Regions from separate parts of the Homo sapiens genome. Here region 1 is linked to region 2. A link is a loop called in an ENCODE intact Hi-C map of the cell type or tissue named here. Cell type or tissue: endothelial cell of umbilical vein. All regions are shown on one strand. Links, peaks and the distances in the headings refer to the core of each region. The heading gives the core; the rest is flanking DNA.

Region 1 (12,862 bases), core at 6,207-8,706, 79 kb after region 2:
TATCTCTGAATTAAATCATGGTGGCATTTGTATATTTTTTTCCTTTTTTTAAAAATGGGAACTTAATGAACCACATGGATACCATCTACAATCTGCAGAACAGTGATGACTATTAATAGGGTTTAGTCCTAAATTTTCTAAAATGTTAATTCTTTGTATCTATAAAACTCAGTTGAGCTTGTAAGAATATATGAATAATCTGGCTAGGTGCAGTGACTCATACCTGTTAATCCTAGTGTTTTAGGAGGCCGAGGTGGGAGGGTTGCTTAAGGCCAGGAATCCAAGACCAGCCTGGGCAACACAGCAAGATCCCTTCTCTACAAACAATAAAAATGTTAGCCAGGTATGGTGGCACACACCTGTAGTCACGAGGCTCCTAGGGAGGCTGAGGCAGAAGGATTCCTTTAGCCCAGATGTTTGAGGCTGTAGTGAGCCATGATCACGCTATGGTACTCCAGCTGGGACAATGGAGCAAGACCCTGTCTTACAAGAAAAAAAAAAAAAAGAAGAATATGTGGATAATTTGTCTTTTAAAAGTTTCATTCTGGGCTGGGTGTGGTGGCTTATGCCTGTAATCCCAGCACTTTAGGAGGCCGAGACAGGCGGATCACCTGATGTCAGGAGTTGGAGATCAGCCTGGTCAACACGGTGAAATCCCGTCTCTACTAAAAATACAAAAAATAGCCGGGCATGGTGATGCACACCTGTAATCCCAGCTATTTTGGAGGCTGAGACAGGAGACTTGCTTGAACCCAGGAGGCGGAAGTTGCAGTGAGCTGAGATCACGCCACCACACTCCAGCCTGGGCAACAGAGCAAGACTCTGTCTCAGAAAAAAAAAAAAAAAAAAAAGGTTCCTTTGGGCATTATTGCCAAAAATTAAAAACAGAACATGTAATTATTAAGGGAAAATTCTTCCTTTCCCTGCTCAAGCTTTTTTTTTTTTTTTTTTTTTTTTAAGACAGTCGCACTCTGTTGCCCAGGCTGGAGTGTGGTGGCACAATCTTGGCTCACTGCAGCTTCTGCCTCCCAAGTCCAAGCAATTCTCATGTCTCAGCCTTCCAAGTAGCTGGGATTACAGGTGTGCCCCACCATGCCCAGCTAATTTTTGTTTTTTGTTTTTTGTTTTTTTTAAGTAAAGACAGGATTTTGTCATGTTGGCCAGGCTGGTCTCGAACTCTGGACCTCAGGTGATCTGCCGGCCTCAGCCTCCCAAGTGCTAGGATTACAGACATGAGCCACTGCGCCTGTCCTGCCCAGGCTTTTTAACCATTTCTTTTTGCTATTCTCTTAGCATAGTAATTCTGGGGGGAAAACCAGTATTATTTTTTCATTATAATTGATGGTAACAGCACTCATTAAGTGGAGGAATTTTTTTGCATAATTTTGTTTGGGATCCTTTCCTGAAATAAGAGTGATTGTGTTATACCCTTGCAAGCCCAGGAGATGCCAGCCATCTCTGTGTGGTGTAGCTACTTCACGTGTTGCTTTGGGTCTCATCCTTTGTCATTCTAATGAATTACTACACACACCTGTGTGAGATTTAGCTTTTGGAGATTTAGCTTTTGGGTTTGCCTGTATTTATCTTGTCTCAGATAAATACAGACAAACATTGTTCATGATAATTTGATTTAGTCTATTGATATGATTATCCCATTTGTTTACATTCTCTTTTATTTTCTTCCCTGCCTATTTCAGGTCATGTACTAATAACATCACTAGGTTGAAATACGGATTCTGGGCCCTGAGACAGCCCAGAGCTTGGCTCCAAGACCAACTCTGAGATCAATAGCTGGGCTACAAGACCAGCAATTTGGCATGGACTTTGTGACCCTAGCCCAGAGGAATCCTTTTCTCCCTCCTTTCCTGTCTTGAGTGGTGAACCACTCTTAAATAATCTGCTCCTAGCCATGTCCTAACCAACTGGTATGGCTAACAAAAGTGATGACAACAGCAATATTTTCACTTCCCAGACTAGGCACCAGAAGGAATAACTCCAACTGCAGCCTCCCTCACTGTACCGTTTTACATACCTAGTAAATGTTTATTATTATGCTGTATCCTAATTGTAGATGAGGAGCTGAATAATGACAGTTTTTCCATCCTAGTCATAAGGGGTCAGTGCAAACAGAATTTTAGCAGTTACATATTTAGTAGGTTAAAATGACTCCAGCGTTCGGACTTGTGGATGGCTTCTGAACAACTGCAGCAGGAAAGCCCTGCCCTATCATTGACCCATTGAGGGCACTAGGCTGCCTCTAAGTGAAAACATTCCAGAGTGACCCAGTTCTCTAGAGGTAACTTTACCCAAACTCCAAAACATGTAACCAGTGAAATCTGCAGTGTGGATGGGCAAGATACTGCTGGAATCAGATAGATGCAGGCAAAATGACAAGTTGATGCTAAAGGAATTTAGGTGGTGGTGGTGTCTACCTGAAAAGACAGCTGTCTCCCTGAAATGCCACATTTTAGAAAGCGAATTTTAAGTGTTGATGAAGACCTGATTTCCACAATGTTTTCACCATGACTGCAAACTGCTTATTAGTCTCCCTGATGCAAATGGCCCTTTTATTGCTGATATTTTTCAGTACCTTATAATTTAATTCCAATATTTTTCTGATTGAAATAGCATCCTTTGCATTAACAAATAAGCTGTCAGCCAAAGCCTGAGAATTTTGTGCTAACAAGTAATTTTTTTTCTTTGTACTTTGGTTTGTGTCTTTTACCTGATGAACATCTGAGAAAGGAGAAAATAAACCTTCTCTTATTTCAGTAAGGGCATAATCACCAGTCACCAGTTTAAACCCAAATATGTTGTTATAAAAAACAAATCCATTATCTCTTATCTTGTATTAAGACAATTTTGTGCAGTATGTTGATACTGAGTATTATACTTGCTTGCATTATATTGTTGAAGGAAGTGTAGTGCTCTGTAACTTACCTGTGAGCATAAATGTTCACTGTTTAGTATCTCAGGAGCTGCTTTTTTTGGTGTTTTTTATTTTGTGCTATTTAATTTGGGTCAGCTTTTGTATTCATTCGTTTTCACGCTGCTATGAAGAAATACCTGAGATGGTAATTTATAAAGGAAAGACTCACAGTTCTGCATAGCTGGGGTGGCCTCAGGAATCTTATGATCATGGCAGAAGGGGAAGCAAATATGTCCTTCACATGGTGACAGGAGAGAGAAGTGCCAGCAGGGGAAATATCAGACACTTATAAAACCATCAGATCTTGCGAGACTCACTCTAACAGGAGAACAGCATGGAGAACCACCCCAATGATTTAATCACCTCCCACAAGCTCCCTCCCCCAACATGTGGGATTATAATTCAAGATGAGATTTGGGTGGGGACATAGAGCCAGACCATATCAGTTATGTAACCCAAAGAGAGCAATTACTTGTATGTCCTTTTTTAAACTTGTATGCAATAAATTTGCATATAAAAACTGACTCTACAGTCAAATGAAATACATGGTTTATTAGTATGTGTTTATCTGATAAATACATGCCCATGTACTGAAAAGTCTAGTTTTTTTCTTACTGTATCACTAGAACTTTGATTCCTGTCATCTTTTCTGCTGACAATTACCAGTTAGAAAGTTTGAAATATTTTTTGTCAGTCTAAGACCAATTAGGAGATAAACATCACACTGTGATTTAAACAGGGGAAGTTAAATATAAAGAAATGCTGAACTCTAATAAAAGACTGACTATCAGATATAAGAAAACTCTGTATTTTTTCTTAGGGGTAAGGGAGACTATCCAAGGAAGGACAGACTTGGAAGGAATGCTGGGCTTCAGACTCCTTGTAAAGTTGTATTTGCAGTCCACAGGATGGTAGAGAAGTTCACTGGGCAAGCAGGAAGCAACCCTCTAGAGTGCAAGCTGGGGCCAGGTGAGCCTCAGCCAGTGGCCAGGCTTGCAGAGAGAAGGGGCACCAGTGAAGACAGGAGGTCTGGAGTACATGGTGTTCACATCAAGAGGGCTGTGTGAGGTTATCACCAGGCCAGACCAGAGCTGCACCTGCCCTGAGAGGCCACGTGTTTTGGGCCGCTGAGCTGGGGCAGAGCTACCTGCACTGCTGTCATACCATGCAGCAACCAGACACTGCAAGACAGTCTCCTCCCTCCTGCAATATCCCTTCAGCACGCTCCACCACAAAGGCTTAACATTGTGCTCAATGTGAAGAAGAAAATTTTAAAGGATTTCTGTCCATGATCACAGAACAGGTATTGAAGCATGAATTTGGAGTTAAGATGCAATAAACTGGAAACTGGTACATGTCATAAAAGGATTCTGTAAAAGAATTCTCTTAGTGACTTTTCATCTGGAATTAGCCATGTTCATTAACAGCAAAAGGTTTCAGTGTTTTGTGAAGTGTAGGTAATTTAAGTGAAAATTTGCATTACAGGAAATACTGATGCCTTGCTATCAAGTATCCAAAACTTCATTGTGGGAAGCTAGCAACTCAGTTATTAACCAAGCTAATGAGTGGCTTATAAGAGATATAACTGACAGGAGGATGCAAGGTTGGGAATATAACATGGGCTTCTGGCCATCCTTACTTTGTGGGTCTATACTCGGTTCCACAAAGCTGTTGAAATTTAATTTAAAGGAAAAAGCATGGTGCTGAAGTGCATACTTACTGCTTATAAAAATGACTTTTCATGTAATCAGTTATTCTGGTGATATACACAAATCTGTTTTTAGAGCTTTGGTCTTAGCCCAGCCCTAGAATTTCTCTTTAATTTCAAAATGATAAATACAAAAAGCCCAATGGTTCTATAAAGGACCTAGGTATTGGCTCTCTTTTTGTTTTTAAGTTACTCCTGTGGCAAATAGGAAATTGAAAAAAAAATTGTCTGTAGCTTCTGACCTATTCATTCACCCTAAAAGGTCTTACTTATAATGGAAGACAAAGAAGGTGATTAGGAAATAGGAGGTGCCAGATCCAATTAAATCCGGTGATTCTGTGCATTCCCAGACTCTCGGTCCATGGTGCCTAGTGATTAAGTGGGTGGTGATAGATGGATAGATGATCCTGCCAGACATCTTCCCTTTATTAACTTTAAGCAAGGCTGAAGTAAAAGAAAAATTAATTTTACTGAGAAAGCAATTGGTTTCAAAAGATGGCTTGTCTAGGACATGTCATTTCTTACCAGTGTCTCTCCGGCTTGATGCTTGAGCCCTTGGTAGGCGCCTGTTTTCTGTTGATTTTCCCATCACTATTTGGGGTTTTTCCTACCAGCAAGACATGTTTATCAAGTCAAGAGTAGCAAATAGGTATTCACAGTACCCCTGCCATTCTGGACTTTGTTGGGAATGAATATGAAAGTAACTTCCAGTGTGGCTCTGTCATATTAGGAGCTTATTATGCAGTGTTTACCTCACTGTGCTGTGGCCAAACCCACAGTAGCAGAGAATCTGTGTTGGCAAGGAGGCTGTACTAGAGGCCTCTGGACCCACTTAATTCATAGGCTCTATGCTATGGATTTTGCAGATGTCTACAAATCAGTGCTTAACATTGGTGTTAGTTCCAGGAGCTAGTTAACCTCACCTCATAACGTCAGAATTTGTTAGGCATTAATATGGAGGCCAGGGACAGATAGGGAGATCTGGGACTATTATTTTACAGAAGTATTAGTTAACTGAACATTCTGGTTTCGCCAACAGCCAAAAGGAAGAGTTACAGCTGGCTTACGATGAAAGCAGACCAAATCATGAGACTATTTATTTTTATTTTATTATGTAACTGCCCACTTATTTCCATTTGATTGATGTTCTTTTATATTCATACACATTTTTTAACCCTTAACTAGCACAGTAAGTTCTGTCACTAATATAACCTTTGGGTTGTTTCCCTGAGAAAAACTCTGGCCTTCATGGGCTCCTTATTAATTTCAGCTCTAAAGTCAGAAATCAACATGAATTGCTTGCCTGACAGAAGTCTGACGGTTTAGCAGTTACTAGATATAGCCCTTAATATGAGCTAACTGCTGTTCAGTATTTTTCTTGGGTAGAGCAAGTGGGTGGATGATAAAAACAGCATGTTCTCTCGTCTTACAATAACCTTGATTGTAGTCAAAGTTCTTTCCTAACAATAACTTTGGTTATATGCAAATCTGTCAGAAAATGACTGCATAAATATTAAATGTAAGATTTGGAAAACATTCATTTTTAGATATATGTGTGTGTGTGTGTGTGTGTGTATGAACATATGTACATATATAGGGGGACATTAGTCTTAATTTTTAGTTCTACTAAGTCTCAGTTTAAAAAAGTGAGAGGCAGGTGTGGTGGCTCACGCCTGTAATCACAGCACTTTGGGAGGCCAAGGCGAGGGGATTGCTTGAGTCCAGGAGTTCGAGACAAGCCTGGGCATCGAGGTGAAACCCCATCTCTATAAAAAATAGAAAAATTAGTCGTGTGTGGTGGTCCACGCCAATAGTCCCGGCTACTTGGGAGGCTGAGTGGAAGGATCACTTGAGCCCGGGAGGACAAGGCTGCAGTGAGCCATGATTGCACCACTGCACTCCAGCCTGGTGAGAGTGAGACTCTTGTCTCAAAAGAGAGAGAGAGAGAGAGTGATGCAAGGACTGTCTTTAAATAAAACATTCCAATTATTCAGGTCTCCGCCTAGGCTATGAAATGTGACCTACAGCATCCATCAGAAGTAAAATGCAATAATTACACATCAGTGTAATAGGAAGAATATCATGCAATGCCATGGCATAAATAAGGACACTCATGAAAAAAGGAAACAATTCTAGCATAAAGAGGAAAAATGGAACTGACGGTTTTTGTAAAAGCTTGTCGCATATTTTCAAATCAAGACAGGCAAGTCTTCCAAATTTAGCAATGTGTAGAAACATTCTCATGAAATCAGAAAAGGGGGTACTGGAGGGCAGGTTTTCATCCTTTCCAAACTCTTCTAAATTCTCCCACCCAGCGTTCATTTCAGATTCAAAATACCATACACTTACATTTATAAATTGAAATTTTAGAATGGGAAAGGACCAAGTGTTAGTGACTAGTGAAGTTTCAGGGTATTTCCAGAACTCTAAGTGCATCTGCCCTTTAATGTTTGCTGCCACTTGCTTTCAAAAACCCAAATCAACTCATAGTTGTTTCCAAAAAATGCATGCAAATCTAGTGGAAGGGAAAATACCGCAAAAAAAAAATAGTGCTGTATTAAAAAAACAATTATTTATGTGTCTGTGGAACTGGGTGCACCTTTAACAAATACTTCTGATAGTCAAGCAAATCCAGAATGTTCTAGTGCTGACATGGGAAACAGAACTAAAGAACAATATATAAAAGTAATCAGGTATATCATTTACTCTCAGTTAGAATTTTGCTCAAAAAACTTGAGTTAGTATGGAGCAGAAGAAAATGGTGAGGTTCTGTGATTAAATATATATATATATAATATATGTATTTGCTGTATAATCTTGAAAAAATACTAAATGTGTGGCACATATGTGTACAGCCGAGTGCCCTTTGATAACAGGACTTGGGTGGTAGCGACACCTAGAGGCCTCATCTCTGAGTATAGTTACAGGGTGGGCTTTGTGTTGCATTTTAACCCTCACCGTGGTAAATAAAAAAACCTGTGAAGATAGCTGTGAAAATAAAATCTACCCTTTAAAAAAGTCTATTATAGTATATGAGATTTATTTATGTTAAATTGGAAATGAAGGTCTGGGGAAGGGGAAGCTGCAGTATTTCAGAAAGTTACTTAAGCGGGTCAGGAAACCTGGGTTCTGGAAGGAGGTGGGCATTCCTCTCCTTTTGTTAGGGGGAACAAGGAGGGGGAGACCTGACGGGGAGCAGGAGCCCATGGCCAGAGGCATTATGCTCCAATTCACATGATTGCAGTGTTCATTCTCAAGGAGTTCTAGAGAATTTTAAAATAAATCATAGACCACATAAGATTCCCTATAGCACCAATCACAGGATTTTGCATTGGTTAGCAATAGAAAATACGCACATAAACATGACTTTGCGTTTTGGTGGAGTGCTGTAGTGCGGAGCACACTGCTGTGCTAGCTGGGCCAGCAGAACGCTGGGGACAGAAGCCATGGGTGTGTGAAAGGTACCTTTCTTGTCAGGTCTGAGAGCCATCACCTGGGGTTCCCTTCACCTGGGCTTTCCATGCTGCTCAGGGAGATAGAACATAATGACAGAGAAGATGAGCCCAGAGGCACTTTTCTATTCATGCGTTCTGCAAAAGAACATTAATCGAGCACCTTATTGGTTTCCTATACCCAAACTTAGTAGCTTAATTAACACAACGAAAATATGTTTTGGAATTCAGGAGGTCAGAAGTCTAAAATGAATCTCACAGACTAAAATCAAAGTGTCTGTAGGGATGCTTTCCTTTCTGTTGACTCCAGGAGAAAATCCGTTTCCTTGCCTTTTCTAGCTTCTAGAGACCGCCTATAAGCCTTGGCTCAAGGCTGCATCACTCTGACTCTGACACTCCTACCTGCATCTTAAAGGGACCCCTGTGATTACACTGGGCCCACCCACGTAATAATCTAGAATAAACACCCCATCTCAAGATCCTTAATTCCATCTGCAAAGTCACTTTTGCATATGTAAGGCGATGCATTCACAAGTGCCAGAAATTGGGACGTGATCTCTCTGGGGGTGGGCTTGAGGGAAGGAGGGCAAAGGCATTATATCCCACTTACCACAAGCATTATATAAGCCTACACGTAACCAGGCACAGGAGATATAAAGTCTCTGCCTCTGATGGGATGGGATTGGGGTCATGCAAATAAATCAGATTTTCCGGCAGTGCAAAAGACTACAGATAACTCAGGAAGAGGCTAGCTCAGCTGAGGCAATCAGTTCACATACCTCAAGCAAGTGATATTTGACTTAAGTCTGACAAATCAGGAAGAGTTAGACAGATGGGTGGAAAGGGAGTTTTAAGCAGAGCAAAGAGCATATGCTAAAGTATAGAAATGTATAAAACAGCTCAGCAGTTTCCATGATTAACAAGATATTGGATTGTGTTGCTGAAAGTGGCAGAAGATGAAACTGTACCTAATGGCTCAACTGTGTTAAGAAAGATTGTTCTTCCTCTGATAATATCTGTTCTGGGCTCAAAAAAGAGGAGGTTGATCTTCTCTTACATAAACATTGCTTCCCAGTGTTCATGGTGTTGGAAATTATGTTCAAACCTGGTCAAACAGCCAAATGTATTTTAATCTACCTTTTTATTAGCCACTTCTAATGATAAAAGAAAAAGGAGCTACAAAGCTAGAATGAAGATAAGCAGTTGATGATCCAATGAAATTATTAAAAGACAGTTTCTAGAGAAAGATGTATAATATATTTTTCATAAGGCTCTTAATATAGTTCTGTTCTCTCACCACTGGCCTCATGAAAATTTTAGTGAGATTTTTATTAAGAAAAAAAGATCACCATGATAAAGACCCAAAGGTGAATTGTTAAGAAATGTGAAACAAATGTGATATTATTGAACCATTTCATACTAACAGCTTGTAAAACATCTATTTCTCTGTTATTAGGGAAATTTTATTTGATTTTTATCTTTTTAATATGGACAAATCTACAGCTGGTGCCTATTTTCCTGAATGACAAAAGATATAAGAAATGTGGCTAGGAAATTGTGAAGGTCAATTAATTCAGTCTCCTGACCTACTCAGACCCCTTGCCTGCAACGTTGGTGAGAGGCGTTTCATAAGTAAAGCACAAAGTTTAATAAATATCTGAAAGCTCATTTTGTGCCAGGCATTGTGCTGGACCTGCAGGAAACAAAGAGAGTAAGATAGAGTTTGCCCTCAAGGAACCACAGAGTGGCTGCAGGGTAAGGGTGGGGAACATATATGTGTAAGCAGCTCCATTATTGTCTATGTCAGATGATATAATTGAAAAGTGTCCAGGATGAAAGTGCTACTAAAACAGTGAAAGGACACTTACCTAATTCTATCTTGGAGAGTCTGCCGGAAAGGTCTTGTTAGAGGAGGTCATTCTTAAGATCAATCATGGATGAATGAATGAATGATCAACCAACTAATTAATCAGTAGAAGGAAGTTTCCTGGGGAAGAAGGCTGGGAGGAGACAGCATTGGTCAGAGGCAATAGCATATGCAAGGGATCGAGGTGGAATAAAGGTTACACATGATAGAGGTATCACAGATGTATTCTGGGCAATGGACTAGATTGTAATGAGCCTGGTATGCTATACTATAAGATTTGAAAATTAACCTATAAACCCCCACTACTCAAAGTGTGGTCCGAGGACCAGCAGCATCACATGAACCTTGCTAGACTCCACTCCAGGCTAGAAGCACATTTTAACAAGATCCCCAGGTGATTCAGGGTCACATTAATGTGTGAGAAGCACTCCTGTAGATATTGAAAAGCATTGATGGATTTAAAGTAAGAATGTGAAGCAATCACATTTGTGTTTTCAGGAAATCACAGAGTTTGGCAGTGAGAAGAGAAGATGAGGTATGGGAGAAGGTGATGTGGGGAAGAATAAAGGCTCAGAGACCATTTAGAAAGTTAATTTATGGATGATAAGAGTTTGAACTAGGGTCATGGCCATGGAGATGTCTTATTAACTCTTGGGGAAATGGAGAGTAAAGGACTCAAATGTTCTAGCTTGGTTGACAGATGCAATTACCCAAAACAGGGAGCTTAATGAAGCTCCTTTTGGACATCCTGAGATTGTTTGAAGCACAGGTGAAACAGTCAGGTGGATAATTTCACCACTGAACAGCACCGTGACTGTGACAATTCAGGAAGCTCTGAAGAACAGAAAAGGAAGTAAAATCTGAAGAAGTAGGAAAACCAGTAGAAAGCATTGTATGGAAAGCCAAGGGGAAGAAAGTCTCAGAGAAAGGTCAGGTCAAATGAACACTAGAGCATATTCTTTAGATTTGACATTCTGGGAGTTTGGGGAGAATTCCTTAATTATTAATGTACCAAAAATTCAGAAATAATTACTGAAATTGAGCAATAGTGAATAGAAATAGAATAGGGCCAGTGGTAGCCAGAGAAATTTACTAAAAGCAATGTAAGTTGGGACACGTATAATTCTAGTAGCAGGTGTTATTTTTAAGGACTCTCATGGAAGCAGTTTAGCCACTTAAACATGAGGATGCTTTGGCAGAAATCTTATAAAAGCCCACTGAAACATGGGGAGCCCAGCAATAAGGTAAAAACTGAGAAAATGGAGATCAGAGATGCTTAAGGCTCTATAAAGATTTTCACAGAAGGAAAACGGATGAAAGAAAGGAGTGAATCTTCTTTTTAAACTGGTCATTTAGAACGACATAAGTTTTGTGCTGTCTCATTAAGAACAGGTATGTGGAGTTAAGCCTTCTTACTGTCTTATACAACTAACAGCTTCTCAGTCAGCTGTTCATGCTACACAGTGTATTGGAAGCTCGCTGCATTTCACTCCCAGGTGTAATTCTTTAGTGTATTAGAAACTGGGGAGGCTTCATTAGGTTCTTAATTAAGTATTAATTTATCATATTCCGCGAGCTACATTGAGCTATTTTTTAAATCACAGTAATTTACTCTTTAGTATCTTCAAAGAAATGTATGCTTCCAGGGATCTTCTACCCAGGAAACAAAGCCACACATATTGAGCACCTGCTATGTTCTAAGCAAATGGCTTTCAAATTTTTTGACTATGAGCCACAGTGAGAAATATATCACATATCAAAACCACATACACACAGACACAACACACTCCAAATAATACAACTATATTAAATGATGTTTACTCTTTTATTGTGCAGTGCTCTTGACACTTCTCATTCAGTTTGGAGGCCCGCACTGCTGAAGGCTAGACCGTGGAACATGATTGCCATGGTTGCTCCACCCTGGCTGGCCCAGTCTCAGAGAGTAGATGGCACCCCTTTTCCCAGCACTCTCAGTTTTCTACAAGGGCAAGTGATTGAGTGGCTGGAGGGAGAGGAATGGGAGTCTGACAGATACAGACTGGAGTTCTTAGTGCCAAAAGGACAAAAAGCTGGATTCCACTTCATTACTACTTTTTGTCCTCGTAGCAATCATTTTACTTCTCTAGGCATGTAGACTGTCTACGAAGACAGCTGCCAATACACTTTTCCACCTCGTACCTACAGACCACTTCCCCCATCAAGAGGGAACGTCTCTTTTCCGTCCCTTAGAATCTGGCTGGCCTGGTGACTTACTTTGACCGGTCCAATGTGGTGGAAGTTCTAATTTTAGGCCTGAGCTTTATGAGACTTGGCAGCCTTTTCTTTCACTGTCTTGGGCTCCAGCTACCATGTAAAGGAGCTCAGGCTAGACTACTGCATAGTGACAGACCACGTGGAGAGACCCAGCCAGCCTCCCCACACGGGAAATCCCAGCTGACATCATGTGGAACTGACCTGCCCAGCCGAGCTGATATATCCTGCAGAATCATGAAAAATTATAATAAACTGTGGTTGTTTTAATCCACTAAATTTTTAGGGTGGTGTGTTTCACTGCACCAAGTAGTGTTTCTCTTCTTACTCCTCTTTCCCGGCAGCAGGCCTCAGAGCTCTGCCCCTCCATGTGTTGGAGGATGGCAGAATGGAGGAGGAGATAATTCAGCAAAGCTCCCCAGGTAATCCTGATACTACCCTCTTGCAGTTAAGGTTAGTTTGGGCTGCAAGTAATAGACAAAGCCCAGTTACAGGGCTTACACAACATGGAAGTTTATTTCTCTGTCGTGCCAAAGCCTTGAAGTACTTTGTAAAGGAACTAGTCAGAAACAGCATAGAGTGCCAGGATTTCTTCCACTTTGGTCAAGAACATGCCTTTCCAACATAGTAATTACATAACTTTATCTGCTCCCAAA
Region 2 (12,862 bases), core at 4,585-7,084:
TTCAAGCTCTCTTGTTTTCCCAGTTCCAATTCTGAATCTTTAGGGTAGAAATGTTGCTTGGCCTTGCTTGGCTTAGGTGCTCACTCCTAGATCAATAAGCTGTGGTCAGAGGGTTAGGCCCTGCTGTATGTACAGGGCTTGGGGGACCCTTACAACCTCTAGGATCAGAGGAAAGGAGCAGAAATCCCAAGGAGCTGAGCAGATAACCCAGTGAGAAAGTCCTTTGTTGGCATTCATTCAAACCTACTTTTTCAGCATTGTCCTCTACTAGTTCCCTCATATTCCTTTCTGAAGCAAAACCAACTCCTTGCTGTTCTCCTCACACACCCTGAATAGTCTCACCCTGCATCCTCCCTATCTGCAGACAGAAATTCTACTCATCTTTAAAGTACCTTCTATGGCCACCTTTTTCCTTTACATCCACACAACACTGTATTAGTACAGTGTGTCTTGTTCTGTCACTATTTCTGTATCTGTCTTTTTCTTTCCTAGACAATAGGTGCTCTGCTGACAGAGAAATGACTCGTTCAACTTTTTATCCATTCTTGTACCTTTCACAGAGTAGGCTCTGAGTTCCAATTATTTGAGTTTAACTATATCTTCATAGCTGAATAATTCCAAACTGAAGAAAATGCTGACTTTTATAAAGATTTGCATTTATATAGGAAATACGGTATCTACTTTTAAGAAAATTATTTTCTATTTTATAAACGTGCATTTCCACATTTATGGTAGCAAAATTAAAGTACATTTGCCGAGAGATACTAAAGACAGCAAAACTTCTATTTAAAATTTTAAACACGAAGAAGAAATAAAGTCCCATTAGGAGTGTCTCTTCTATTATTGAAGGAAATTTAAAAAGATTCCTACTACAGAAATGGCTTTAAGAAAAGCAATAGGAAAGGTTATAAATTTGAAATATTCATAACTGTTCTAAAAAATACTTCATAATGATTGCTCTTTGTGCAAGAAATGTATCAAAGAGCCAGAGACCTCATCATCTAATTTCTTACTTTTTCTTAATTAACATTGTTCCCAGACCTCTGCTAAACTCCCGTGTTGAAAGGAAAAAAGTAAATACAGTACAGCAGGGAAAACTGGTTCCTTTCGACAAAACTGAGAGAGAGGCTTGAGCTTTTGTCAAACAGAAAGCACTTGATAAAAAACTATTCCTAAACTATTAGCAACTATATAGAAGCTTTTTATTTAACAGCATCCTCCTGGGAAACTGCGCTGGAATGTGCAGCGGTTCTGAAAAAGGCACAGATTTGGCTGAACTGTAAATATTAGGTGCACAGAGGCGAAGCCATTGTGTAGGGAGGGGTGGGGCAGGTAGGGTCCTGATTTCCAATGTTGATAGAAGGATTCCAATTTCGTTTGGTATTTATTTTTTTCTACTACAATTACAGTTTTGCTGAGAAAAATAAAATATTGGTTGTGCTTCCATCTGGGTTTCTAATTTTCAGTGTGTACAGACAAGAGAAGACCTCTCATTTACCCAAAAGAATCACCTTTCTGCAATCTCCAGTGCTACTGGACAAACAAACGAGCCCAACCCCACCGCCCACACCTCCCAAGCACCCGGCTCGCCGATCCCGCCTGCTTCAGGTAGCTGGGGTTTGCCCGGTACGCCAGCGGCCCTGAGACGATGTGTGCCCGCAGCACGATCGTGTCTGTTGGCATTTCTGGGTGTGGATGCTCCAAACCAATAAACCACAATACAGAACCCAAGCTTGGACTTTGAACCGAGCCCTTTTGCCTAGTTTGCTTTTTCCTCATCAAGCCAGGATCCTTGCCAACCCACCTCACAGCTTCTGCCCGGGCTGTGGCTCCCCTCCAGCCACCTGCGCGTGTTCGGGATAGAAGCGCGGTCAGGAGGGGAGCTCAGTCCACCAGCCACTCCAGGGAGAGACGGAAACTACAAATCCCATCAAGCCCCGCAGCCGGCTCCCTCCTCCTCCCTCTCCTTCCCCTTCAGCCTGCGGCCGGGCGGCGCTGGGCTTTTATCTGCGGACCCGCCGGGAGGGAGCCAGATCCCAGCGATCTTCCCCGACGGCAGCGCTTTACCCAGAGGCTGCCGGCGGCTCGTAGCTGGGTTCAGCTCTGCGTCCACGCCAGCCCGGAGCCCGGGGGGCAAGGGGTCTGTCCCGGGCGCAGCGAGAGGATGGTCATCCGCGTGTTCATCGCCTCTTCCTCGGGCTTCGTGGCGGTGAGCGCGGTGGGGGCGGGCAGTAGGTTGGGGTCGCGGGGCGCGGGTCCTGCGGGAGGCGCGCGGCGCTCGTCACTGCGCGTCCTTGCGCTCAGCCGGTCCGCCCGCGGGAGCCCGCGCCCGGCAGGTGATCCATCACACTCCGACAACAATGAAGAGGGCGGGGAGGAAAGGTGGGTGGGGGACCCCGGCCTCACCCAAATGCCCACCCTGCGTGGCCTGAAAGGCAGACAACGCGGCCTGAAAATGGAGTCCGAGGGAAGCCCCCAGCTCCTGTTGTGTGGCATGGAAATTTGGGGAACGGGTTGTTCAAGAGCTTCGGGGATCCCCCTTCCCCTAGTTTAGTTCTTCCCGATTTGGGACCTTCAGACTGGTTATGTTTTGCACGGGAGCCTTTTCTGCTGCTTTGGTTTGTTACCCTAGCTCCTGAATGAAGCAAGTTTAAGTGGGAATTGCTCTCTGTCCTCCCTTCCCCGCCAGCAAGTGCATTTGTTTAGTTTTATACCTGCGCAAAGAGAATAGTAAAACTAGGTTTGTCCTGTTGTGGTAGGATTGTTTGCTTTCACTGTCATTTTTTTTCTTAGGGTGCCATAAATATTTTTACATCTTTATGTAAATGTGTGTGTATGCACGCATTTTCTTTCCACCTGTAATGCTGTGGAAATTTTATCCTGGGGATCTATGAATTGTGGTTTTCTATTTAATTATTTTTAGCTATTCTCTTTGGTGGATGTTCTTGAATTTTTTTAGAGAAAAAAAATTTTTTTAAAGAAAGGAAAGTTAAATAGCTAGAGATGTCAGAATTTAAGGAAAATTCAGTAGTTAGTATATTTGACAGCCCACTAAGGGACATAGCACATGTGTTTTACATGATTATTGAGACTTGGTTTCCTTAACCAAGAGTTCAGCTATAGATTTAAGAGCCTCCTTTGTGACATATATAATCAAGTAACATCAAAAAGTGCATTGTAGATTGCTTAAATTTGGTCTGGTCAATTGTCTGCCCAGTAGCTCAGTCAGATTGTTCCAAAATTTGTTTCTTAAGTGGGTGGAGTGGAGGATGGAATAAAATATTGTTTGAAAATCCTTGTACACCACTGAAGTTTTTTATTTAAAAAGAAACCAACACGATCATACAAAGCCCCTCCACCCCCATTTGCACTAGAAACAATAGATGGGAAAATCCAACTTACACTTATGTGCAGTCATGTTGGGGTCCTCAGACTTCTGACAGTTTCTGGTGTTTCTAGCTATTTGGGTTGCTTAGTCATGCCTGCCTTTTGTAGATTTCCCCACTGAAGCCACACTTCATGTGTTTGCAAACTGGCACTGTTTCAAGGGTAGATTTGTTCAAATGCACTCCTTACTAAGAATGCTACAAAGCTCTTGGTTTCACCACCGACTTGCATGCTTCAATAATTGTCCCAATAGCATTATATTGATTATGGAAGGAATGGTTTTTATCCCTTCCACAAGAGATAAAGCCTAGGCTACTTTGGAGCAAGTCGGACCAAGTCAAGGTAATGACTTGGCTTACTCTATTAGTAGGTAGTATATTGAGATAGTTTTGGTACTCCACATCTTTGTTTTTTCAGTGCCATTGGCAAATATTTATTGCCTGCCTGCTGTGTGCCTTTTTAACTTTTAAATTTAATGTTTTGTGTTTTGCACATGGAGCTAAAATTAAGAGACTTAAGTTTTAGTGTGGGCCCCAACTAGTGCAGTGTAAGCCTGGTTAAGGTACCTCATCTCTGCCTGAGTTTCTCTTCTGTAAAATGAAGGATTTTCATGGATAACTCAGAATTGCACACTCTAGCTTTAAAGTATTTTGACTTCACCAGGTGAGTAAATATGGATGAATCCTTATAACAGCTTCTTTTGCTTGAACAATATACCTACCTATTAGTCTCAAGGTAATAGGTATACCTATACCTATTAGTATAATACCTATTAGTATAATAATATACCTATTAGTCTTCTTTCCTTGGACATTTTATTGTGAAGGCTCAGATCCCCTCAATGCCCTGCCTCGTAGCATGTGTTCTGACATGGTTTCATTTGAGTTAGAAGACATACACAGTTACCACATGCTTACAGACTATAAACACTAATTATCTATTTTAATATTCTGCTGTTTGAAGACCCAGTCTTTTCAGGTTTTAGAAAATCCTTGTTTGTTCAGTCTCCTCAATTATATCTTATATCAATACAGTTATTCATTGAGTCTCCCCAATTGTAGTTTTATCTCCTATATCAGTACACAGTTTATCTGTAATATCCATACTTTTAGTGATGTTAAGGTTATGTTCATATGTAAGAATAATGATTTCTAAGAACCAGTGAGGATATTTAGGTCAATTCTTGGGCTGGCGAGGCTAATGGGGCCAGTAGCATTAAGCTATATTAAGCTTTAGTGGCGTAGCCATGATGTGTTCCCTCCAGAAGTGTTGGGTTGACTGTTGATAGTGTTTCATTTGGTACCCAACTGTGACGAGCAAGTGCATGGGAGAACAAATAATTTGATTCTTGAGTCAGTTTGGTTTTAGCTGAAGTTTATTAAACCACAAGGAAGGGATGTGACCAGAATTAGACTTAGCCAAGTAAGTCCCAGAATTTCCAAAAAGATGCTCCGCTTCAATCATCAATAGATTTAAACAATCTATTTAGAGAAAATCATCCTGTTTTCTTCTGATTCCCCTAAGCTCTCCAGCTTCAGCAGTTGGAATAACTAACACCAAGGAATGATTCCTCTTTTGTCTTCCCTGGCTCCAGGTGAAGTCAGTTTTTACTAGGAAACAAAAGCAATGCCACATTATTATGCTACAGATACCTGAAAAATCGGATTTCTTATTCAACTGACCATGTTGCTACTCATTCACATTGTATTGTAGGGAAATTTTTTGTTCTCAGTTCTAAGAAAATAATATATTCATAGAAATGTCATTTTAAAATTTAATTTATTCTGGATGTATTCCTGAAAGGGGAAGTCTTAGTAACTTTGTCCAGGAAATATGTGAATATGACTTTTTACTTTAAAAACATTGAAATCCGTCAATTATTTCATTTATTCCGTCAGTCAGTTATTTCATTTACTCATTCAACAAGTATTTTCTAAGAGTCTGCTGCTTGCCTAGCTCTGTCCTTGGTCTTCTGGGAAGCCAGAGAATAGAGGGTGTGATCTGTGTCTCCAAGGAATTCACAGGTAGGAGATGAGTTAGGAAAGGTAGTAAAGTACAGCCTAAGGACACATGCTTCTTGCAGGAACATTCTTACCAGAGATAGAAAAATATAGGAGGCAGAGAGATGCATTGCAGGATGTCAGATAAAGAGGAAATGTGCCAGAAATCATAAAATATGCATGTGACAGCCTTAGGCAGATGGCAGGGAGAGGAACTGGGTTGGATTTGGAGCCTGGGAGAGAGTTCTTGAGCCCATCCTGCTCAAGCTGGAAAGGGGGAGCTTTGGGTGGGACAGGGTAGACTCCTGAAAGAAGACTGAAAGAAGCCCATGGTGACAAACTCTGTAGTGCTTAGCATCTCAGAGATGTCTTTAGTTTCTGCAGCTTGTCTGCTGCCTGGAGCCTTTTGTTTCTCAGGGAACATGGAGCTGCCTGGCAGTGGGGGAGCCCTAGTTGTGTGATTTCAGAAGAATCTTTACCTTCCTACTTGCCTTGACTAACATTTCTCAAAATGTAAATAAAATCTTTTACTCCTCATTAAAGTTCCTGGGCTCTGTTAGAGTTGGACGGAAACCTAAAGATATTTTTAGTGAAGCCCAACCACCTAATTTTTTGGAAAAGGAAATTTAGGCATAGAGATTAAGTGGCTTTTCCGGAAGCCATTTATGTCCAGTCAGTGCAGAGCTGAGATTTCATAGGAAGCCAGATTCCTGATGTCTGAATGCATTCATTCTTGCATTGAATGACTCATATATTCATCAGACAATCACTGAAAACTTACTTACCCAGGTTCTGTATTAGGTGATGTAAGGTGCTAGGTGTATATGATGGTCAGAACAGACATGTACTCTGCCCTCATGGCATAAATCAGTGCTGTCTCTCTCCAGTTCAGAGACTTGAGATGCAAACTGTTTAATCAAGGATAGTGAAGGACTGATGCTGGCTTGGGAGATGTTTCCATGGGGCAGGGTGAAATGAGCTAGACATCAGTATATCCCTGGATGTTGGAGAGCAACCATCACTGGGAGCAAAAGATAGAAAGGTATTGGAAGCAAACTTGGAAATCATGGATAGGACTTCAAGTGAGGGTGGGTGTGGAAGGGAAACACATGGAAACCATGCTCAGAGTTGTCTTGCTGTTTGCAACTGTAAAAAGTGCATACCTACTGCTTTGGGTGATTTATAACTATTTTATACACACAATTACCAGGTAAGGTGTTACATCCCCGTGAATGTATTCAGTGAGGCTTCCCTGTGTAAGGACACCTCAGAAAAGATTTCTACATCTTAAACTGATGAGTTTAACATCAGTTAAAGTCAGGATGTGATCATGTAGAATAGAGTGGGTATTAATTCCTAAGTTACTCTAATAACACGAATGAGAGTATAACTGGCCACTTTAGGATCTTTAATTCATTGGATCATCACTGACACATGGCAGGGTAATTATTAGTATTTATTCCCATTTTCCAGAGGAAGAGACTGAAGCAAGCTGACCAGATTGAGATCATACTCAGGTGGGGGGACCTTTAGTCAAACCCTGGTGGGCAGGTGGCTTTAGAGCTGCTAGAGTAGAAGTTCTTCCTGTGGGCTCTGTAGCATCCTGGGGGAATGAGAGTATCAGAGGTACTTCACATCCTACAGTGTGTGGGACAGCTCCGCACAGAGAACTGCCCTATCCAAAATGCAAGTGGTACCCAGTGAACAGAAACAGGGCTGAAGGACATTGGCAGAGGAGGTTGTGGAGTGAGGTTAGGGAAGAGTTGGGAGCATACAAGTGATCAGAAGAAGCAGGAGTAAGTTGGGGGCCCAAGGAGAGGATGTGGTGGTGATGGAAGGTAAGAGTGAGAAAGTTTGTATATTAGTTCTCTAGGGCTGTCATTAACACAATACCAAAAACTGGGGTGCTTAAATAAAAGAAATTTGTCTCAACATTCTGGAAGCTGGAAGCCTGAGATCAGGGAGTTGGTGGGGTTGCTTCCTTCTGAGGGCTGTGAGGGAGAGTCCTTTCCATGTCTTTCTCCTAGTTTCTGGTGGTTTGCTGGCGATCTTTGGCATTCCTTGGCTTGTAGATGTATCACCCTCATCTCTGCCTTCACATTCATATGGCATTCTTCCTCTGTGCATGTATCTTTGTGCCCAAATGTTCTGTTTTTATAAGGACACAGCCATACTGAGTAGAGCCTACCCTAATGATGTCATCTTACCTTGATTATCTGCAAACATCCTATTTCCAAATAAGGTCACATTTATAGGTACTGGGGGTTAGGACCTCAGTATCTTTTGGGTGAGACATAACTCAACACATAATAGCATGCAACATGAGGATTGAAATAAAAAGACTAATTTATGGAGTTTTTCTCATTTAATTGGAAAGACTGGGCCACATTTCTTGACACTTAAAGGCAGCAGTGGGATATTGAAGTATATGGAACTATAGTCTATGTATGAGGTCTTCTGCTAGAAAATAGGATTTATTAATATCCCAAGTGAAGATCTAACCTCAGTTTTTCTAGTACATTTTAGTATTTCCCAGATTTGATGTGCTTTTAATCCATTCTTCAGTAACATTTAAACTTAAAAATATAATCAAGGATATGAACTCCTTTATGAAATTAGGAGCTGTTTACCCATTTGTATTTGGATACTTTAAGCATTTCAATCTACTTGAAGAAACTAATTTTTTTTTAGCCAAGATAAAATAATTTATTTGAAAATCAAAATGTGGCCGGGCACAGTGGCTCATACCTGTAATCCTAGCACTTTGGGAGGCTGAGGCAGGTGGATCACGAGGTCAGGAGTTCGAGACCAGCCTGGCCAGTATATAGTGAAACCCCATCTCTACTAAAAATACAAAAATTAGCCTGGTATGGTGGCAGGCACCTGTAATTCCAGCTACCTGGGAGGCTGAAGCAGGAGAATCACTTGAACCCAGGAAGTAGAGATTGCATGAGCCGAGATTGTGCCATTGCACTCCAGCCTGAGTGACAAGAGTGAAACTCCTTCTAAAAAAAAAAAAAGAAAATGTATTTCACTTACAATTACATAAGAAAACAAATCGAGCTGATCAAGAACTATGTCTTTGAGTGCAGAGATTGGTGGTGTTTTATTTCCCTGAAATTCTCATTGACCCAGTTATTCAAAGAAAAACATATATGATAATGTTTCAAAATTATATGCTATTAGAAAGAAACATTAAGATAAGCTTTAAATTCTGGAATATACTTCAAATTCTGCAAATATTCTTTTACCCATTATAAGTAGCATACAAACTATTTTTATTAAGAAAATAGAAGAATTAGAAGTTTTTTTAACTGACACATAATTATACATATTTATGGGGTATCTAGTGATATTTCTGTATATATAATGTATAGTGATCAAATCAGGGTAATTGGCTTATCAGTCCCCTCAAATATTATTTCTTTGTGTTGGGAATATTCAGAATCTCTCATAGCTATCTGGAAATATCTTACAATGCTATAGAATGCTAGAACTTACTCCTCCTATCGAGTTGAGAACATGTATTTATCTTTCTGTCCCTGGCTTATTTCACTTAATGTAATGTCCTTGGGTGCATTCATGTTGCCATGAGTACAGGATTTTATTCTTTTTATGGCTGAATAACATTCCATTGAGTATATATACCATATTATCCATTTGTGTGTTCAAGACTTAGATGGATTCCATGTCTTGGCTATTGTGAATAGTGCTGCAACAAACATGAGAGTGCAGATACCTTTTTAATACACTGATTTCTTTTCCTTTGGATAAATTCTCTGTAGTGGGATTGCTGGATCAAATGGTAGTTCCATTTGTGGTTTTTTGAGAAACTTCCATACTGTTCACTATAATGGCTGTACTCATATACTGCTTCCCACCAGCAGTATATGAGGTCCTCTTTCTCTGCATCCTCATCAGCATTTGTTACTTGGGGCCTTTTCGATAATAGTCTAACTGGGGTGAGATGCAATTTCATTATCATTTTGATTTGCATTTTCCTGATGATTACTGATGTTAAGAATTTTTTTTATCTATTTGTTGGCCATTTGTATGTCTTCTTTTGAGAGCTATCTGTTTAGATCACTTATCCAATTTTAGTTGGATTATTTATTTTTTTGCTGTTGTTTGGGTTCCTTGTATATTTTCAATATTAATCTCCTGTTGACACATAGTTTGCACCTTTTCTTCCATTCTGTAGGTTGTCTTTTCACTCTGTTGATTGTTGAGGAAACTAAATTTTGACATATATTTATAATATGAAAAACAAGGTGGTTTGCACATTGCAGGAAGACTCATGTAAGATGGTGTATTGATTTTTTTCTGTTTTTCAATTTTTAAAAATCAAAAATTGAAAAGGAAAAGAGCTATTGATGGTGAAAAACTCAGCAGGCAACAGGAAGCAGTGTGAGGTATTAACTAAACAATATTTCTTCCTTAGTTATTTTTCATCTTTGATTTATAAAAAGTTCTTAAATGAATTGTGTTTTTTTCTATCAAATTAGAAATGGGTGACAGAATAGAAAAAAATCTAGAATCATAGTGAATGTTTCACTTTCTAAAGTAGAAATTAGCATGACTTACTGATCACTATATATGAAAGTTTAAAATACTTTATTATGTGCCAGGTGCAGTGGCTCATGCCTATAATCTTTGCACTTTGGGAGGCTGAGTCAGGCAGATCTCTTGAACTCAGGAGCTCGAGACCAGCCTGGGCAACATGGCAAAACCCCATCTCTACAAAAAATATAAAAATTAGCGGGGCATGGTGGCATGTGCCTGTAGTCCCAGTTACTTGGGGGGCTGAGGCAGGAGGAGTGCCTGAACCTTGGGAGGTCGAGCCTGCAGTGAGCCGAGATTGCACTACTGCACTCCAGCCTGGGTGACAAAGTGAGACCTTGTCTCAGACAAACAAACCCCAAAACCATCACCACCAACAACAAAAATACTTTATTTTGAAATGCATATTTAAAAATGGGGTCTAGAAATTATTATTTCACCTGCTAAATGTCAGTTTTTAAAAAAATCACCCTCCAAGCTCTAAACTCAGGAGACCCTTTTAGGCTTCAGGAGTTTTTCAGCAGGAATTCCTTTAAATGGGTATTATTTTAGCTGGAGAGTTAGTTAGAGATTTAAGTTCTATTTAAGCCACATTCCTGTATTCATTTTTTTCTGTGATTGATTTTATTTTATACTGTTTATCCGTGATGCAAAAAAAGAGGTTAGCCTTAAAAATTTAGTGAACATTTTCTTTCTTCTGTGAAATGGCAAGTGCTTGTTAACTTTTGTGGGGACTCTTCTACTTCAGGTTATATACAGTTGTCTTTTGAGGGTCCTCCTTCTAGTTTTAGCTTAAGAACATATCAATGAGCCTTTCTGTTTAGCATTTTTAGATAGTGATGAATATGTGCCATGTGTTAGTTTTTGGGGGGCACTGGGGTGGCTTGGAGGAGTAGGGCAGGAGGGGAGGAGCTGGAGGTTGGAAGCCTGTACCAGCTAGAAACTGCACAACCCAATTTAAGGCAGTGCAGTTTCCCTTCTGTCTCCCTCTCTTAATAGGCTTATCTGACTTCATCTGTCAGCACTGGCTAGTTTCACAGTGGACTGTGGTAATTTAAAGGGTTAGTATTGCTATCTCTTTTATATTTGATTGGTTTATTTTCTAACTCTAAAACAGAAATAAAGCTTGGAAAAGCACTTAATTGAATGTTTCCCTTCTGGTTCATGACAGCTTTGCAGTGGAATGGAAAGCTGAACTCAGATGCCAGCATCCAGGCAGATGGGGCCCCACCTCCCTACAAACTTAGGCACTTTTAGGCTGGCACAGCCTCTGGGACAATTTGGGAACAATTTTGTTGGTCACCTTTGTTACTATTGACAGCTTATTCCCAAGGGGATCTACTCTTTTGAGCTGGTTGAGTATTTGGCAGAACTCCAAGGGGTTGTTTCCTGGAGCTGACCCCTGAAGTGGAAGGTATCCGGCAGGGTGTGTCTGCTTTGCTGTGGGGTCTTGGTGGGCCCTCTGCCAGCATTGCTTCTCAGCTCTTGGAGCAGACAGGGAACGTTGGGTGCGACTGAGGGCAGGGGGTTCTAACTAATTTAGGATGTGTTTGCCATTTCCTACTGGGTCATGGCCCAAATATGAAATGACTTTTTGTCATCTTCAGTCTAGTGGCTTTGAGAGTGGAGGACTGAGAGTAAGAGACATACAATTAGGTGACTTGATTGACAGGTCAGTTCAGTGGTATTTGGTAAATGCAAATATAGTTAAAGTCAGCAGCTATTGCTACATACTGATCTAATATTAAAAACAAAACAAAGCAAAACAAAAAACCCAAAGAGCAATAAGCATAGCTTTTGAGTTAGCTTGTTTTCCTTCTGCATGTTCCACAAGACGTGGGAGTGTGGTCTTCTTCATTCATGACATTCCCATGTGTATTAAAGCTCAGTGGTTCTCTCACCCTTTTGTGTGTGTGTGTGTGTGTGTGTGTGTGTGTGTGTGTGTGTGTGTGGTTTGTTTTAAATCACAGTCTCTGCTTATCTTTCACTGGTTCTCTTTTAATAATTATGTTCATTAGCGTGGTTTCTTCAAATGGGAATTGGCCACCTTTATAAGCCTGGGCCCTTCATTGATGGGAGTTTAGATTTCACTGTTCTTTTATGAGAAACAAACTGCTTACTAGCCAAAATAAATGTTTGGGTTGAGTATGCGCTGATTTCTTTAATTCTGGAGTCAGTTTATATTCAACCCATGCACCTACCTCTCTGTCCTGGCTATGGCAATCTATCATTAGAGAACAGTGTTATGGTTAAGGCGGGGGCTGAGTCCAAATCCTAGCTCTGCCACTGATGAAAGGCATGACCTTAGACAAGTAACCTTAGCCTCTTCATTTGTGTAAGTGGGATAGGAATGGTATTTTATGCATAGAAAAGCTCTTATGAGCTTTGAATGAAATGAATGATTTTGCATTAGGCATTTAGCTGAGTGCCATGACATACTGAGAACTCAGTGCATGTTACCTACTTTTTCTGTATCATAATCATCTTCAGTAGTAGTAGTAGTAATAACAGTAAAAAAAAATCACAATGACCTTGAACTGTGTAAGTTCCTTAACAGTCCAAAAATTATATACAGTACATACTACTTACTAGGCTGAGAACGCATACAGGTATAATTTTAGGAGAGATTTTAGTAAATTTAAGTGTAAAGGGTTTTCCACTTAAATGTATAAGAACATTATAATTTGAGCAGGCCATTCACCAAACATACCATTAGTTAGAGTTCTGCTGTAATGTTTGGATATTTTATAGGTACATGGCATGTTGTGCACGACCCATTCAGATCATATTTTCACTCCCTATAAAGTGCTTACTACTATGCACATAGTCACTATTCTTTGCTATACATAATACAGTCAGCCCTTGGTATCTGTGGGTTCCATATTTGTGGATTCACCTACCTGTGGATCAAAAAT

What was found. Peaks named below come from ENCODE experiments on the same cell type or tissue, not always from the same donor. Only the 100,000 strongest peaks of a DNase experiment are listed, where the experiment ranks them.
Region 1: a loop joins it to region 2, with 3 times the contacts of the local background. A loop is called at or near these places in 10 of 110 quality-filtered maps.

Annotation. Positions count from the first base shown.
Region 1 is chr6:79,706,349-79,719,210 of GRCh38, forward strand. No RefSeq gene overlaps it. Among named protein-coding and RNA genes, the nearest start is that of SH3BGRL2, 81 kb to the left of the region's middle. In endothelial cell of umbilical vein, for the core only: a CTCF peak has its summit at 7,565 (motif pointing left); a DNase peak (open chromatin) is centred at 7,533.
Region 2 is chr6:79,629,298-79,642,159 of GRCh38, forward strand. It overlaps SH3BGRL2 (SH3 domain binding glutamate rich protein like 2), which reads left to right and starts at 2,032. Exons shown (of 4, transcript NM_031469.4): 1 at 2,032-2,209. The coding sequence starts at 2,165. In endothelial cell of umbilical vein, for the core only: no CTCF peak of the experiment used is centred there; DNase peaks (open chromatin) are centred at 5,514 and 6,004; H3K27ac peaks cover 1,100 bases.